Linked DNA regions of Homo sapiens: region 1 is linked to region 2. A link is a loop called in an ENCODE intact Hi-C map of the cell type or tissue named here. Cell type or tissue: mammary epithelial cell. All regions are shown on one strand. Links, peaks and the distances in the headings refer to the core of each region. The heading gives the core; the rest is flanking DNA.

The links. A loop is a pair of places that touch in the nucleus more often than their neighbours do. Peaks named below come from ENCODE experiments on the same cell type or tissue, not always from the same donor. Only the 100,000 strongest peaks of a DNase experiment are listed, where the experiment ranks them.
Region 1: it touches region 2 in a loop (9-fold over the local background); 4 of 110 quality-filtered maps call a loop at or near these places.

Annotation. Positions count from the first base shown.
Region 1 is chr1:152,922,696-152,931,004 of GRCh38, reverse strand. LINC01527 (long intergenic non-protein coding RNA 1527) reads left to right here. Exons shown (of 2, transcript NR_183723.1): 2 at 1-1,124. Among named protein-coding and RNA genes, the nearest start is that of IVL, 18 kb to the right of the region's middle. RefSeq lists silencers at 4,630-4,709, 4,720-4,769. In mammary epithelial cell, for the core only: CTCF peaks have their summits at 4,711 and 6,662; DNase peaks (open chromatin) are centred at 4,724 and 6,644.
Region 2 is chr1:153,029,387-153,037,695 of GRCh38, reverse strand. It overlaps SPRR1B (small proline rich protein 1B), which reads right to left and starts at 6,493. Exons shown (of 2, transcript NM_003125.3): 1 at 6,449-6,493; 2 at 4,796-5,369. The coding sequence starts at 5,350. The coding sequence ends at 5,081. In mammary epithelial cell, for the core only: a CTCF peak has its summit at 4,616 (motif pointing right); DNase peaks (open chromatin) are centred at 4,545 and 6,595; H3K4me3 peaks cover 1,974 bases; H3K27ac peaks cover 2,534 bases.

The sequences.
Region 1 (8,309 bases), core at 99-8,098, 110 kb after region 2:
TCTGGGCAAGAAACCAGTGCTATCAGCCAGTATTGCATTTTGTTTACATGTAATAGAAATCCAACTAAACAAGGATTTTATTTTCATCATGTTACAGAAAGTTAGGATATAGGAAGTCCTTCCTTGTAGTTGCTCAAGGAAATCATGAAGGACCAAGTTTATTCTAGCTTCCTGCTCTGCCACCTTTAGCAAGTGGACAGTCCCCCTACCTCTCATAGGCAATGAACTTCTTCATATCCAAGCATGTGCTTAGGGCAGAAGAAAGGGATTGGTGAGAACAAAAATCACATGCCAGTGAAGTCTGTTCATCTTATATTAGGAAATAATAGCTCCTGCAAATGTCTTACTTGATAGGCTTCTACCACTGGAACTGCCTCACATGACTACCACTAGATAGAATGGAATCTGGCTTGATGAGTATTTTTAAGTGGATACATTTACTTCCTAAACAAAACCAATATTCTATTAATAAAAGAGAAAGGAAGAAAGATTCTTGTAAGGCAGCTAATATTTCTGTCACACAGAGAAAAACAAATTGATAATGCAGTACAAGGTTGATATTTTAAGGTAGAGATTTTTAGCTTGAGCATTTAGCATCCATTTGTTCTTTTAATGTAAATGTCAAACAAAATACAAAAATCGTATGTATAATTACCAAAAACTATTTAAAAGTAAATTTATAATTCACTCAATAGAGTAATATAGATTAAATAATTTTTGTAAAATTTAACGTGTTTTTGCTTTCAAAAAATACAAAAGATAAAAAAAGAATATACAGCTAAACAGTCTATATGGAAAAAACCATAAAAGTGTCAAAAGTAAGATGATGGCTTATGAAAATTACATTTTTACATTTATGGATGTGACCTGAATGTAAATGTAAGTAAATTGTAAATGTATTATAAATGAATGTAAAAACCAAAATAAAGTTGTTTATTGGCAAGATTGATTTAAAAAAAAGAAAATAACGGGTGCTAGGTGATATTTTGTTGTGGTTTTGATTTGCATTTTTCTGATGATTATTAATGTTGAGCATCTTTTTGTATACCTATTGGCCATTTGCATGTCTACTCAGGTTCTTTACCAATTTTTAAATAAAGTTATTATTATTTTTGCTATTGAGTTGTAAGAGTTCCTGATATATTTTTGATATTAACCCCTTATCAGATATATTGTTTGCAAATTTTTTTTCTCATTCTGTAAGTTGCCTTTTCTCTGTTGATTGTTTCCTTTGCTGTGCGTAAGCTTTTTAATTTGATGAAATAATAAAGCACACAAAAAATAAATGGAAAGACATCTGTGTTCACGGATTGTAAGACAATATTGTTAAAATGTTCATACTGCACAAAGCAATCTACAGATTCATTGCAATACCTATCAAGATCCCAATGGCATTTTTTACAGATATAGGAAAAATAGTCCTAAAATTTATATGGAATCACAAAACACCCCAACTAGCCAACACATTCCTTGGAAAAAAGAACAAAGCTGGAGGCATCACACTTCCTGGCTTCAAAATACATGACAAAGCTATTGTAATTAAAAGTGTGTTACTGGCATAAAAACAGACATATATATCAATGAAACAGAATGGAGGGTCGAGAAATAAACCCACACATCTATGGTCAACCAATCTTCAACAAGGTTGTCAAGAATATATGATGGGGAAAGAATAGTCTCTTCAATAAATGTTATTGGGAGAGTTGGATATCCACATGGAGAAGAATGAAACTGGGCCCTTATCTTATACCATACACAAATATAAACTCAAAATAGATTAAGGATTTATATGTAAGATCTGAAAGAGTAAAACTCCTGAAAGAAAACAAAGGGGAAAGCTTCATGACATTGGTCTTTGAAATTATTTTTTGGATATGACACCAAAAACACAAGCAACAAAAGTGAAAATAGACAAATGGAACTACGTCATATTGAGCACTTTCTAGGCACAGAGAACACAAGGTACATGTTATAAAACCCACATGGTCTTTTTTCTCCCAGAGCTTACATCCTGGTGGGGGAAAAACAGATGATAAGCACATACACGATCAAGTAACAAAAAACTAAATAACGTAATTTCAGATGAGTAATGAGGGCTATGAAGAAACTACGATGTGGTAATGTTTAACTAGGATGGTCAACAAGGACTCTGTGAAACAAAGACACAGAAGCAGGGCCTGAATGATGGGATATGGTCACACAAAGGTCTGAGGACAAAGGCAGAGGAAGAGCAAGTGCAAAGGCCCTAAGACAGGCAGGTCTTGGTGTGTTCAGCAAGGACTGTATGACTACAGCAGGGTGGATGAAGAGCAGGGACTTCCCAAAGCCAAGCAGGGACCACTCCCCCAGGGTATGGGGGCTGTGGAGAGATCTGAGCTTGTAGTGACTTGATCTGAGTTTTGTTTGAGAAATGTTGCTCTGATTGCTCCTGGAAGTTAGGCTGAACCAAGGCAATTTTTTTTTCCTTTTTTTCTTTTATTATTATACTTTAAGTTTTAGGGTACATGTGCACATTGTGCAGGTTAGTTACATATGTATACACGTGCCACGCTGGTGCGCTGCACCCACTAACTCGTCATCTTGCATTAGGTATATTTCCCAATGCTATCCCTCCCCCCTCCCCCAACCCCACAACAGTCCCCAGAGTGTGATGTTCCCCTTCCTGTGTCCATGTGATCTCATTGTTCAATTCCCACATATGAGTGAGAATATGTGGTGTTTGGTTTTTTGTTCTTGCGATAGTTTACTGAGAATGATGATTTCCAATTTCATCCATGTCCCTACAAAGGACATGAACTCATCATTTTTTATGGCTGCATAGTATTCCATGGTGTATATGTGCCACATTTTCTTAATCCAGTTTATCATTGTTGGACATTTGTCTTGGTTCCAAGTCTTTGCTATTGTGAATAGTGCCGCAATAAACATACGTGTGCATGTGTCTTTATAGCAGCATGATTTATAGTCCTTTGGGTATATACCCAGTAACGGGACGTCTGGGTCAAATGGTATTTCTAGTTCTAGATCCCTGAGGAATCGCCATACTGACTTCCACAATGGTTGAACTAGTTTACAGTCCCACCAACAGTGTAAAAGTGTTCCTATTTCTCCACATCCTCTCCAGCATCTGTTGTTTCCTGACTTTTTAATGATTGCCATTCTAACTGGTGTGAGATGGTATCTCATTGTGGTTTTGATTTGCATTTCTCTGATGGCCAGTGATGATGAGCATTTTTTCATGTGTTTTTTGGCTGCATAAATGTCTTCTTTTGAGAAGTGTCTGTTCATGTCCTTTGCCCACTTTTTGATGGGGTTGTTTGTTTTTTTCTTGTAAATTTGTTTGAGTTCATTGTAGATTCTGGATATTAGCCCTTTTTCAGATGAGTAGGTTGCAAAAATTTTCTCCCATTTTGTAGAACCAAGGCAATTTTTGAGGCTCCTGTCTTCTCCCTTACCTGGGATCCTTATCAGAACCCAGCGAGGGGAGCAGGATACACATGTATATTATAAATGTATATTCTAAACTTAGTCAAGAAGAAACTAGTGTTTAGTAAGGTAGCTATGATCTACTTACTCATGACAAATGCAGATCTCTTTGCCATGTATTGTACATCATGGTTTTTCTGGAAAAGTGCATCAATTTAAAAAGTATGTTTTTGTCCATCTAAGCACATTCAACTCTGTTAGACCATAGATGCCCATGTGAGATCCAGAGGAGAGGGTCACTGTAGCCACATGGCCTCTTGCCAGAGGACTTTCTCCTGATGCCTGTCTCCCTAGCAGTGCTTCTGCCTCAGACCAGTCCTACTGCATTTTAACATGAACTTCATCCTGTTATCCCACTGCTGCCCCTCAGAGTTCTTGAACAATCTGGTGCTGCCCTGCTGTCCAGTAAGAGTAAGCATGAGGCTGGCAGGATCTGTCTTTCCACATGGGCTGGAAATCATCCACTTACTTGATTTTCAGCTCCCTTATGCCTATTGCAAAAGAATTATGGAAGGACGTAGTGGATACAAAATATTATCAAGGTCAGCCTGCATCTCTATTTTATCTCCCTTGGCTTCCTGAGCTCCAACAAACTAAACCATTAATTCCAGTCACACCCACAGTGTCCCTCCAACCCCATCTAGGCCTAACTCAGTTCCCTCTGGGGCTCTGCTCCATCTTCTTTTGGTATTCATCCCCCAGTACCTATTCTTCAAAGCCCAGTTCATATACCATCTCCTTCAGAAAGGTGCATGAGCGTACCCTAAGCCTCTGTGGGATTTCCCACCTCAGTGCCCAAAGCATTGTATAGGCATGAGCTCTGGATTTGGACAACTGGGTTTGAATTTCAGTGGCTAGCTGGGTGACCTTGACCAAGCAACTTGTCCTTCTGAACCTCAGTGTCCTTGTCTCTCAGATGAGGAGGATAATCATACCAAATCATGGCATTGTTGCACCAGAAAGTTGAGATCATGCATGTAAAGCCTTTGACACTGACTGACGTGTGGCAACACTCAATAAATGGGGCACAGTTATTGTTAGTAAAAGTACTTTATGCATTTGTTTCATATCCTTGCTCTGTCTGAATCCTTCAGGGCACAAATTTCCTTATTCATCACCGTTTTCTTGGAGGTGTCTCACGCAGACCCTGGATGCCCAAGCTTTGCATTTAGGAGCCTCCCTCAGGTGAAGCCCTTTTCTCTCGGTCCTGCAATTCTACATCACAGCCCTAGAGGGTAGCAAGAGATCACAGATACTTTGGAAGGCTAGCAGGCATCCTGAGTGCTCTTCCTCTTGGCTAGCTTTTACCAGTGGTGAGCCACCCATTATAGCTTCTTGCTCAAACTGTATTTTTATTCCTTTGTGCTAGGAACATCCCAAAAGCAACAAGCCAAAGCCTATCATTGTAGTCCTTTGGGGCAACCTCCTCATTTCCCCACAGACACAGTTTGCTTTAGCTGGTAAGTTAATCAAAATCAGTTAGGATTTCCTAGTACAGAATATGTGCCCTTTACTGGGTTTCATTTTAAGGGATTAAATGGGTTCAAGAATGCAAAATGCTTTGAAAAATTCCTAACACATAAGAAAGAAGCAAAGTCTGTTTTCATGGTCTAATTAGACATGAGTAAAAGGCACAGAGGAAAACAAAAGGAACTTCTGAAATCCCAAATATGCTGTGTGAACCACTGCTTTCATTTGCTGAGCCCCTTTCGTGTGCTAGACACTAACCTAAGTACTTTGCAAGTGTTATTTAATAACGAAACCAATGCTGAAAGGTCAATATTTTTGTCTGCATTTTAATAATGAAGAAACAGATCAGAGATATGATGTAGCCTGCCCAGGATCACATAGAATGTAAGCAGAAGAGCTGGGTTCAATCTCAAGTGTGTGACTCCAGCAGACATCCTTTTAACCTCCACAGCAGTGCCTCACCTGGTCAGCTTGTTTTGTTTGCTTATAAATTATTTATTATTTTTATTATTTCCGTTACCTAGCAGAATGGTCCAAATGTTGATTTCTGAGGCATAAGAGCCAATGTTGTCCTTCCTATGTGTGATATTGTGGCATTACCGTAACTTTTACTCCTGGACAGGACAGTCTGGAGGAGATTTTTAAATGCTTGGAACTAAACAGTAGCATAAATATTGCATATCAGAACTCACTAGATATACAGAAAAAGCAATAAAAGTAAGGAGAATTAAGACTTTAAAAGTTTATATAAAATATGAAAGGCTGAAAATTAATGATCTAATACAGGAAAGTGGAATTAAAAAATAAATGCTAAAGAAAGTATATGTAGGCCGGGCGCGGTGGCTCACGCCTGTAATCCCAGCACTTTGGGAGGCAGAGGCGGGCGGATCACGAGGTCAGGAGATCGAGACCATCCCGGCTAAAACGGTGAAACCCCGTCTCTACTAAAAATACAAAAAATTAGCCGGGCGTAGTGGCGGGCGCCTGTAGTCCCAGCTACTTGGGAGGCTGAGGCAGGAGAATGGCGTGAACCCGGGAGGTGGAGCTTGCAGTGAGCCGAGATCCCGCCACTGCACTCCAGCCTGGGCGACAGAGCGAGACTCCGTCTCAAAAAAAAAAAAAAAAAAAAAAGAAAGTATATGTAAGAAAATACTAAATATAAAATGAAAAATTAATAAAATAAAAGACAAAGATATATTATATGAATCGACTAAGCCAAACCGATTCTTTGAAAAGGTGAAAAAAATAGTCAAAATTAAAAATGTTGACCAAGATAAAAAAGAGAAAAAAGTTAATATGGAAAGTTAAAAAAGGGTTGTAACTATAATTAAAACAGAAATTACAAAAAGAACCGAATTTGTAATAAATCTCAGACTTAAATGAGAAAGAGAAAACATTAGGAAGATTAATCAGTTGCTGTTGAACTTTCTTACTGTAGAGAGACTTTATTCAAAAGGATTATTGCAAGGAGGGAAATGGACCATTGCAATAGGAAGACACTCTGATTATAAGGTCCATAAATATCTCCTGTCAAACTTTCTAGATGTCTACAGTCTAACATTTTTTATGCCCTTCCTCCTGTTTTCTCAGCTCACCATTTTACCCAGGCTGTAGCTATGGCAACCACCTATGCTGAGGAGTATCCCACAGCACCTCACTTCAGCTGCACTAGGTGTCTCTCACATCTGCCCCAGGGCTCTTGACAGCCAGGCTGTGGAACACTCACAGCCGACTACTCAGTCATGCTGGTGGAAGCACAGGGTGGAAACGTGAGGAGGTTAACATCCTCCAGACAACCACTGGTTACTAGACATAGGAGTACACAGAGAGCAAGCATTCTTTTCAGTATCTCCAGCAAACAGTTCTAATATATGTTCTAGATGGCCCTTGGAAACTTCAGGGTGCGGTTTAGCCTGTTATCCACAGGAATACACAGCTCAACAGCACACCATTGGACTGACTTTCTCTCTCTATTGTTTTATTCTTCCTAGTGGCCCTGACTTCTGCTATTTGGGGTCACATCTCAAAATAAACTACTTGTACCTATTCACTTGTCGCAGACTGTGCTTCTTCAGGGAACCAACCTAAGACAGCTCTCTGAAATGTTTTAAAAGTTCTGCACTGCTCGTTACACTTTTAAGTTGAAGTCTTAATTTTTTTTTAATTATATGTGTAGTTACAAAGGATGCAGTTTTTATACTGTATATGTTAGTTCACTTCAATAAAATTATTATATTATTTTAAAGACATTTTAATGGTAATTTAAAACATATAAATGAACAGAATAGTAGAATAAATCACGTGTACATCAACTAGGTTTAATAACTTTCAAATTATGGACAACGTTGTTCATTTTATCTCTCTTACCACTTGCCTCCTACAGTGTTACTTTTAGCAAATCACAGACTCATGTCATTTCATCTCTTTATATCTATAAATACTTTTTTCAGTAGTTATGTTAAATATTATCACACCTTGAAAATACTAGCTAACATCTTTATACTAGGAAATATCCACTCAGTGTTCACATTTCCAATTATGCTACAAATCATTAATTTACTAATGACTTATTTGAAATGACATCAAAATAATGTAGATACATTTTTATTAATTAATACATCTATATATCTCTTAAGTTTATTTTGATCTAAAGGTTCCCAGTTTATTTCTTTTGTCCCTTTGCAATTTTTTATTAAAGAAACCATACTATTTGTCATATGGAGTTTTTCAGTCTGGATTTTGCTGACTTCATTCTCATGGTGTTGTTCAACACCACTTAGGTTTGGGTATCCTTTTGCTTTCATTTGTTTCTATCTGATGCTTCTTCAGATGAATGTGTTTGGCAACTGAATTTGCTATGTCCTCACATGCACAAAGCCTGAAGTACCAGATATTTTATGTCTCCCTGGAGTGGCCCTTAGCCAATGACTTACAGGTACGAGAGTATCACAGCCTAGCTTTCTTGTCTCATATCAATACAGCTTTTCTTTTACATTCCAGAGTTTTCTTGCAGAATCAGGATGAAGCTACCTGCACACATGTTTGCCCAAAATGACAATCTGGTTTCCTCTCCTTCTCTGTCCTGCTACTCCTATGCCCTAACTAGTTTCTCCTGGAAGTACTGCTTTAATAAGTTATACTGCAAATAAATCCTCATCTCAGGATGTGCTTCCAGGGAACCCAAACAATGACAGTTGGTAGCTGCAGTTCTAGGAAGATTCTAGTTGTGGGATTCTGGAGTTGGCTCCCCACAGAAGAGAACAAGAACCCCTTTGCTGGTGGTAAGTGAAACAGCGATAGCCCTTGGCATGTTGTAGTGTTGTAATTATGATCTCCTGTGGTGATTTAGGGCA
Region 2 (8,309 bases), core at 212-8,211:
TTGAGAGACAAAAGTTCATTAAAACTCAGGTTTGCACTTAAGATTAGATTAAGTTTTAATGTCATCCCACCTACGTTTATTTTTCCAAAGAGTGTCAAAGAAGCCACAGTTGAGGAAGACAGACATGGAAAAAAGAAGGAATAAATAAGCACAAGAATTTCATCTGCGAAGGAAATGAAGAAATGTGGGTATAGTTACTAGCATATAGAACTGGCTAGAAGAAAATAGATTAGAAATCTACTAAATTTTTGAGGAATCATATTCCCAAAGTAATCAAAAGCTAGATCTTAAAACAAAACAAAAAGAAATGAAGCAAAACAGCTTTCCAAGAGCCTTAAACCACACTTGGTTAGAAAGTGAGCTGATTCTTCCAATCCACAGACATGGAATTTTTCATTTGTTTGTGTTATCTATGATTTCTTTCAGAAGTGCTTTATAGTTCTCCCTGTAGAGATGTTGTATATTCTCCCTTTCGCCTCCTTGATTATATGTATTCCTAGTTATTTTTTTTTCGGTGGCTATTGTAAATGGGATTCCATTTTTGATTTGACTCTCAGCTTGAACCTTATTGATGTATACAAATGCTACTGATTTTGTACATTGTTAAATTGCCATACTGCCCAAAACAATCTACAGATTCAACACTATTCCTTTCAAACTATGAACGCAGTTTCTCACGGAATTAGAAAAACCTATTCTAAAATTCATATAAAACCAAAAGAGAGCTCAAATAGATAAAGCAATCCTAAACAAAAAGAACAAAGCTGGAGGCATCACATTACCTGCCTTTAAGCTATATTATAATGCTACAGTAACCAAAACAGCATGATACTGATACAAAAACAGACACGTAGACCAACGGAACAGTATAGAGAACCCAGAAATAAAGCTGTACACCTACAGCCATCTAATTGTTGACAATGTCAACAAAAATGACGAACATGTAAGGAGCTGTCTATTAAATAAATGCTGCTGGGATAGCTGGCTAGCCACGTGCAGAAGAATGAAACTGGACCTCTATCTTTCACCACCTGCAAAAATTAACTCAAGATGGATTAAAGATTTAAATATAATGTCTCAAATATAAGAATCCTAGAAAAAAACATAGGAAACACCATTCTGGACATTGGTCTTGGGAAAGAGTTTATGAGCAAGTTCTTAACAAGAATAGCAACAAAAGTAAAAATTGACAAGTGGGACTTAGTTAAACTAAAGAGCCTCTTCATAGCAAAAGGAACTATCAACAGAGCAAACAGACAACTTACTCAATGGGAGAAGATATCTGTAAATCATCTGACTAAGGTCTAATATCCTGAATCTAAAAGGAACTTAAACAACATAACAAGCAAAAACCAAATAATCACATTGAAAAGTGGGCAAAAGATATGAACAGACACTTCTCAAAAGAAGACATAGGAGTGGCCAAAAAACATGAAAAAATGTTCAACATCACTAATCACCACAGAAATGTAAATCAAAACCGCAATGAGATACCCTCTCTCACCAGTTAAAATGGCTATTATTTAAAAAGTCAAAAAACAGCAGTTGCTGGCAAGGCTGTGGAGAAAACAGAACATTTATACACAGTTGATGGGAATGTAAATTAGTTCAGCCATCGTGGAAAGCAATTTGGAGATTTCTCAAAGAACTTAAAATGGAGCTACCATTTCACCCAGCAATCCCATTACTGAGTATATATACAAAAGAAAATAGATTATTCTACCAAAAAGACACATCCGTTTGTATGTTCATTGCTGTGCTATTCACAATAGCAAAGTCATGGAATCAAACTAGGTGCCCATCGACAGTGGACTGGATAAAGAAAATGTGGTACATATACACCATGGAATGCTACATAGCCATAAAAAAGAATGAAATCACATTCTTTGCAGTAACATGGATGGAGCTGGAGGCTGCTATCCTAAGCAAATTAATGTGAGAACAGAAAACTACATACCACATGTTCTCACTTACAAATGGGAGCTGAACCTTGGGTACTCATGGACATAAAGATGGCAACAATAGACACAGGTGAGTAACAGAGTGAGAAGAGACAGAGGGGGTTAAGGGTTGAAAAACTGCCTGTTGGTTACTATGGTCACTATCTGGGTAATGGACTCATTTGTATTCCAAGCCTCAGCATCACACAATACACCCATGTAACAAACCTACAATTGTATACCCTTGTATTAGTCCGTTCTTGCATTACTATAAAGAACTACCTGAGACTGGGTAATTTATAAAGAAAACAGGTTTCAATGACTCACAGTTCCATAGGCTGTACAGGAAACATGTCTGGGAAGGCCTCTGGAAACTTATGATTATGGCAGAAGGCAAAAAGGAAGCAGGCACATCTTCACATGGCAGAGCAGGAGAGAGAGCAAAGGTGGAAGTGCTACACACTTTTAAACAACCAGATCTTGTGAGAACTCACTCACTATCATGAGAACAGCAAGGGCAAAGTCTGCTGCCATAATTCAATCTCCTCCCACCAGGCCCCTCCTCCAACATTGAGGATTATCATTCCACAGGAGATTTGGATGGGGACACGGAACCAAACCATATCGACTCCTGAATCTAAAATAAAAGTTGAAATTATAGAAAAGAAAAAAATAAAAAACTTAAAAAAGAAAAGTGAGCTGCAAAGCTTACCTAACCAAGAAGGGCGCAATCCACAATGCACACTTGAGGTTTGATTATAGAGAATAGTACTAAGAAAAGGACAATTCTACGGGTGGCAGAACAACGAATAGGAAAGTTAAAAGGAGTTCCTTTCAGAGAACAGAATCAATACCTTAAAAGGAACTTCTACCACTTCTGGTATATTGGAGTGGGAAGAGTGTGGCTTCACAATGCCTGCCCAGTTGGATTTCAGAGTACTAAGGCCTAGTGGCTGCCATGTGTCACCATTATCTTCCTTTGAACATGGTAGTTTTGATTTAGCTCTCCTGTACCTGCATTGCCATTGGATGCTGGGTAACAGGAAGAAATGGCCCATTTGTTTGTTTCATAATTTGCTGAACAAAAGGAGCCATAGGAAAATGTAATGGAGAGAATTTCATGTCATCTAGAGATCCTAGATTTTGAGCTGATGGGGACCATAAGGCTTTTTTTCCTTACGGGATTGTGTTCTGCTTATGAGACAAAGGAGCAGATGGATATTTGAGAACAAGAAGGCTATTCTGTGGCTGAAGCTTGAGGAGCTCACCCAAATCTCTGTCTTCCTCTTATTTCTAAGCACAGCAGTAAACGACATTTCTTAACTTTGTGAGGTTGACAGGGCTATGTGACCAAGTTCTAGCCAAGTCCATAAGAACTGAGGGGATACATGCCATTTCTTGTTCCAAGTGGATAAGTGCAGGGACACCTTCTCTATATTCAGTCTATTTCCCTGTTCTTGTGCTTGGATTCATAAAGCACAGCACTCAGAGATAGTGAGACCATAGGAAGGAAGGACTGTGTGTCTTCATGACTATGTGGAACAAAGACTTTACAAACCCATATTGGACTTTTATATGAGTGGAAAGTAACTTTTACTTGATGGAGCCCCAACAATATAGGGGGTGTTGTTATAGCAGCTGACCTATGCTGACTAATAATCGCATGATTACAACACTTTTTTTTCTGCTTGGTTAATTGGTTAGGTGCTAGAGGCACTTATATTTGGATATGATGGTAGATTTTACCTACTAATTAAACAAAAAAACCCTTAGGGCAATACAACATTTAGGGCAAATATTTTTCATATAGGCTTTGTAATTTTAAATAATGCAATCAAGTAAAAATGCCGTGATCAAAAATATCACAATTTCTTGAGTTATACCAATGGCATGTAATTTTTTTATTATTTCATTTTGCATCCTAAGAAAAAGAATCTCTTTTATGCTACTGCAGAACAACTTGCTTTGTCTCCCAGTTACATACAAGAGCAACCTATTTTTCCATCAATATAAAAATATATGCATATATATATGAATACACTGTTGATAACTCTATCTTGTTTAATTTGACTTGAAACATGTTGATACTACAGGGAGAGGGGTGAGGGTGGGTTTTACAGTTCTCACTTCCATGGTTCCCACCTATGTGAAAGAAACAGTCTCCAAACTGGATCAGCTTTTGTGCATTACTCTGTGAGGACTCCAGATCTTGTGTGTGTGGTTGTATATGTGTGTATGTGTGTTTGAATGAGGGGTGGGGTAGGGAGTGAAGTATATCCCTCCAGGGCACTGTAAATGCCCCTGGCAAGCACCTTAAATCCCCTTTGTTCTGTTTCAGGTCCAGAGTTGGCACTCAGAAACTAGAAATGACTAACTGAGATAAAGAACGGAGTCTGTGCATCTTTGGAGGTGTTTGGAAATCTAGGTTGTAGATATCAGAGAAATGAGTGAGAAGGAGCAGGTTAGCATATGTAGGAACAACATTACTTGAAATAAACAGGAATTGGCTGGTAAGTTAGCAGTCTAAAAGCCAGATTTGGAGAGAAGGCAATCAGGATTAGTGAGTCAGAGTCAGCTTAGACAAGTGCTAACTAAACTCTAGCATGACTCACTGAGTTGCAAGAGGAGAGCCCTTTTCCAGCCCTGGATGCCCAAAGCAACAGCCTCTAGGTGGCATTACACAACCTCCCATAGGCAGCCCAGGAATGCTTGTGGGGGCAGCCCTTCACCCTCCTAATGTGAGCATCAGATGCCTTCTGGACAAAGCCCTTCTTCACCAACTCATCTCTGTGTACAGCTCCCGCTTCACGAGGGAAAGGAATGAAGTTGTAGAGTCAATGACACACAGTCAAGAGTGGAATTGAAAGTGAATTTAATGGGGGTATAAGGGAGCTGAATCATTTGCTTTCATCTTAAGTCTCTCTTCAGATGAATTCTGAGCAGCTGAAAACTAGCTCTGGTACTAAGACCTTCAGCTTCATTCAGAGACTCAGAGTGTGTAGGAAAGAAAGCTTCATAGCACATTCTTTTTTGGGGGAGACAGAATGCTAATTGCAAGGCAAATGGGACTCATACGCAGAATGGGATAGGGGATTCAGCATCTGGTGGCCGGCTCCTCAAGGGCATGGCTGTGGACCACATTACTTCTGCTTGGTCTTCTGCTGGGCTGGTGCTGGAGTGACTATTGAAGGGCAGGGCTCAGGCACCTTGGGGTGGCATGGCTCTGGAACCTTGGGCTGGCAGGGCTCGGGCACTTTGGGGTGGCAGGGCTCAGGCACCTTGGGGTGGCAGGGCTCCTTGGTTTTGGGGATGCATGGTTCCTGAGGTGGAGGCTGGCAAGGCTGTTTCACCTGCTGCTGCTGAAGCTGAGGGGGTGGGGTGCAAGGCTGCTTCTGCTGCTGGGAACTCATGCTGCAACAGTGACTGGTCCTGGACACAGAACAGATGATTTAAGCAGAGAATAATAGGGAAGAAGCCATGGTGAATACCACTTCTGGTCTCTTAAAAAGCTATGTTCTTTCCCCTTCTTGACCACAAAGAATACTTAATTTAATTTCTGAGCCTTTGAAGAAGAGGAACCTAAAGATGATTTGCTCTTGCTCCACTGGAGCAGGGCCTCTCCTGGTGCTCTCTTTCTTCCTACACAGCACAATAACAGGCTTCTAGCAGGAATATGAGACTCATAATACTGGACCATTGGAAATGTGAGGTTCTTTGGAAAAAAAAAACCCTAACAAATTAAATCTACTCACTCATTTCTGATAAATAGCATGGCTTATCATCTATTGTATAACTCTGACCTCTCTAGAACCCCAAGCAATCCCACCTGTGGCCTGGCTCAAGTTCTCCTCTGTCTTAAATGTTTTCCTTGTTCCTACTCATTCAAGCACTAACCAAACTCCACAGATCGCTTCATATGGGACTTTTAGTGGCTTCTCTAGAAAAAACCTTCCAGAAATCTCTCTATTCCCAAACTGTCACAGAACTTGCCCTAATCACCTGGCACTGATAAGTTACTGTTATACAATGCATTTTAGCTCTTATTTCCTGATTAAATTGTAGTATCATAGATGCTTAAATTATTTCTTTGCAAACAAATTGCCAAATATAGTAAGCTCTCACAAAAGTATCTGTTGAAAGAATAAAATTCTCTGTATTAAAATTATAAATAAGAAGGAATTATAATGCCAGGGTAAGTGCTGTGGACCTGGGTTCTAGTCATTATCCCATTACAAACTTACTATGGATCCTTGAATAAACCAACCCCCTTCTTGCTGACACAGAAAGAGTGAATGAAGAACTGATAATGTCTAAATTCTCTTCAAGCCTACAGTATGAACACTTTTAAAATGAAGATATTCCTAGAGGTTATAATTCAGTTGAACAGTCTGCATGGCTATGATCAAATTCAATAATGAGGGAAAAAAATACCAAGAATGCCAAGGAGACTCTAATAAAAATTAAATACCTAGAATGGATGCTAAAGAGTTCCAAGTAAAGAGACTCACCTGGTGTGAAGAGAGGAATACTCTGTATGGTCCCTTAGAACTGGTGTAGTGTTCCCAGCCAACTGGCTTTTTATGCATGGAACAAGCCCTGCCTCAAGGAAACAGGATCCATCTGGGCTGCTGTGCCTACATTCCTTACCTGTCAGATGTGATTCACCCCTCTTCCCTCACCCACCTGTTGACTCAACTTTTGTGATGAAACTTGTGGCACTTGCTGTCTGACAAGGATGTCACCTGGGCTTTATCCCCCTGAACACCCTTTGCTCCCAGGTGTAGTGTTTACAGGAAGGGTGGTGTGGGCTGAAAGAGAGAGAAGGAAGACATTCTGGGGCTGCTGGAACCAGAAACTGTCCTATCTTCTGGAAGAGTCTAATCCTCAGCACAGGTGACACTTGTAGGGCTGTTTAATATATGAAGTGGATGTAGAGATAAACAATAGGTATTTCTGGTTATTCTGGGAGGCCAAGGGCATGGTGGCTAGGTGAAAAATAGTAATATTCTGTTAATCCATCACTCAGTATACTCGTGCCTGGCAGGGGAAAGGAAAAACTAAAATGATTATTTCGGTTCTAAAAAGCCTTTTCTCCAAGGAGGAACTCAGGGTAAACAACATAGGGGCAGGCTGACCTCAGTCTGTGAAGGAGAGTTCGGAGCAGTGAAACTCTGGGAAGAATGGTCACGTTCGGAAGCTCTGGAGCAACCTGGCCCTTTTAGTCCATCCATTTATTCTGTACATTGTGACAGTAGGCCCTGAAGACCCTGGCTATCATGGGGAATCCCTTCTCTGCAGCCAACATGGGAAGGAACAAAGGAGCTGGGATTCCCTGAGCCCTTATATCAAAGTTCACTCTCCTCAAGATAAGATGAAACTTAGGTCACTAATCCAGGTCTACCTGCAGTACACAACCTGTTGCAAGTGTGGTTTTTGGAAAATCCAAACTATCCTTCAAATCCAGGTGTCGGATGGTCCCTCCCTCATTATTTTCACTCATCTAAATGTTTGTAGAGCAACTGCTGGCTGCACAGCTGTGTCACCTCTCATGAACTTGAGCCCAGGACCAGCCAGCTACCACCAGAAGTTCCTCTGCTTAGCCATTGTTCTACCTTCCATCTTCACGTGATGCCTGGTGTGTAGTAGCTGCTCAGAGAATTGACAATTATAGAATAACTGAATGAATGGAAGGATGGAGAGATGGGTGGATGATGTTATTCGTGAAGAGACGCCAGAGGCTGTTTTGAGAATTATCAGGAAATTTTTTTATAGGGGAAATCCTTCCTTGTGGCAGGCCTCATGGTATAAGCTGAGAAAAGCTGTAAGAGCTTAGCAAGAGACAGATATTTCTGTCATTTTATCCATTATGATTTGGCTGTTGCCCCACCCAACTCTCAGTTTGAATTCCCACGTGTTGTGGGAGGGACCCGGTGGGAAGTAATTGAATCATGGGGGAAGGTCTTTCCAGTGCTGTTCTCATGATAGTGAATACGTCTCAAGGTATCTGATGGTTTTGGAAAAGGAGGAGTTCTCCTGTACAAGCTCTCTGTTTGCCTACTGCCATCCATATAAGATGTGATGTGCTTCTCCTTGCCTTCTGCCATGATTGTGAGGCCTCTCCAGCCATGTGGAACTGTAAGTCCATTAAACCTCTTCTGTTGTAAATTGCCCAGTCCCTGTTATGTCTTTGTCAGCAGCATGAAAATGGATGAATACATCCACTTATCTATTTCTCTCTCTCCTTGTTTAAGTAGTCACCTCACTTTGGTCTGTGGCCACTGTCATCACCATGCCTCTTGCATCAGTTGAGCTCTTTTCTAGACTTGGACACAAGCCTTTCCTCAAACCTGCTCCCTGTAGACCCTACGA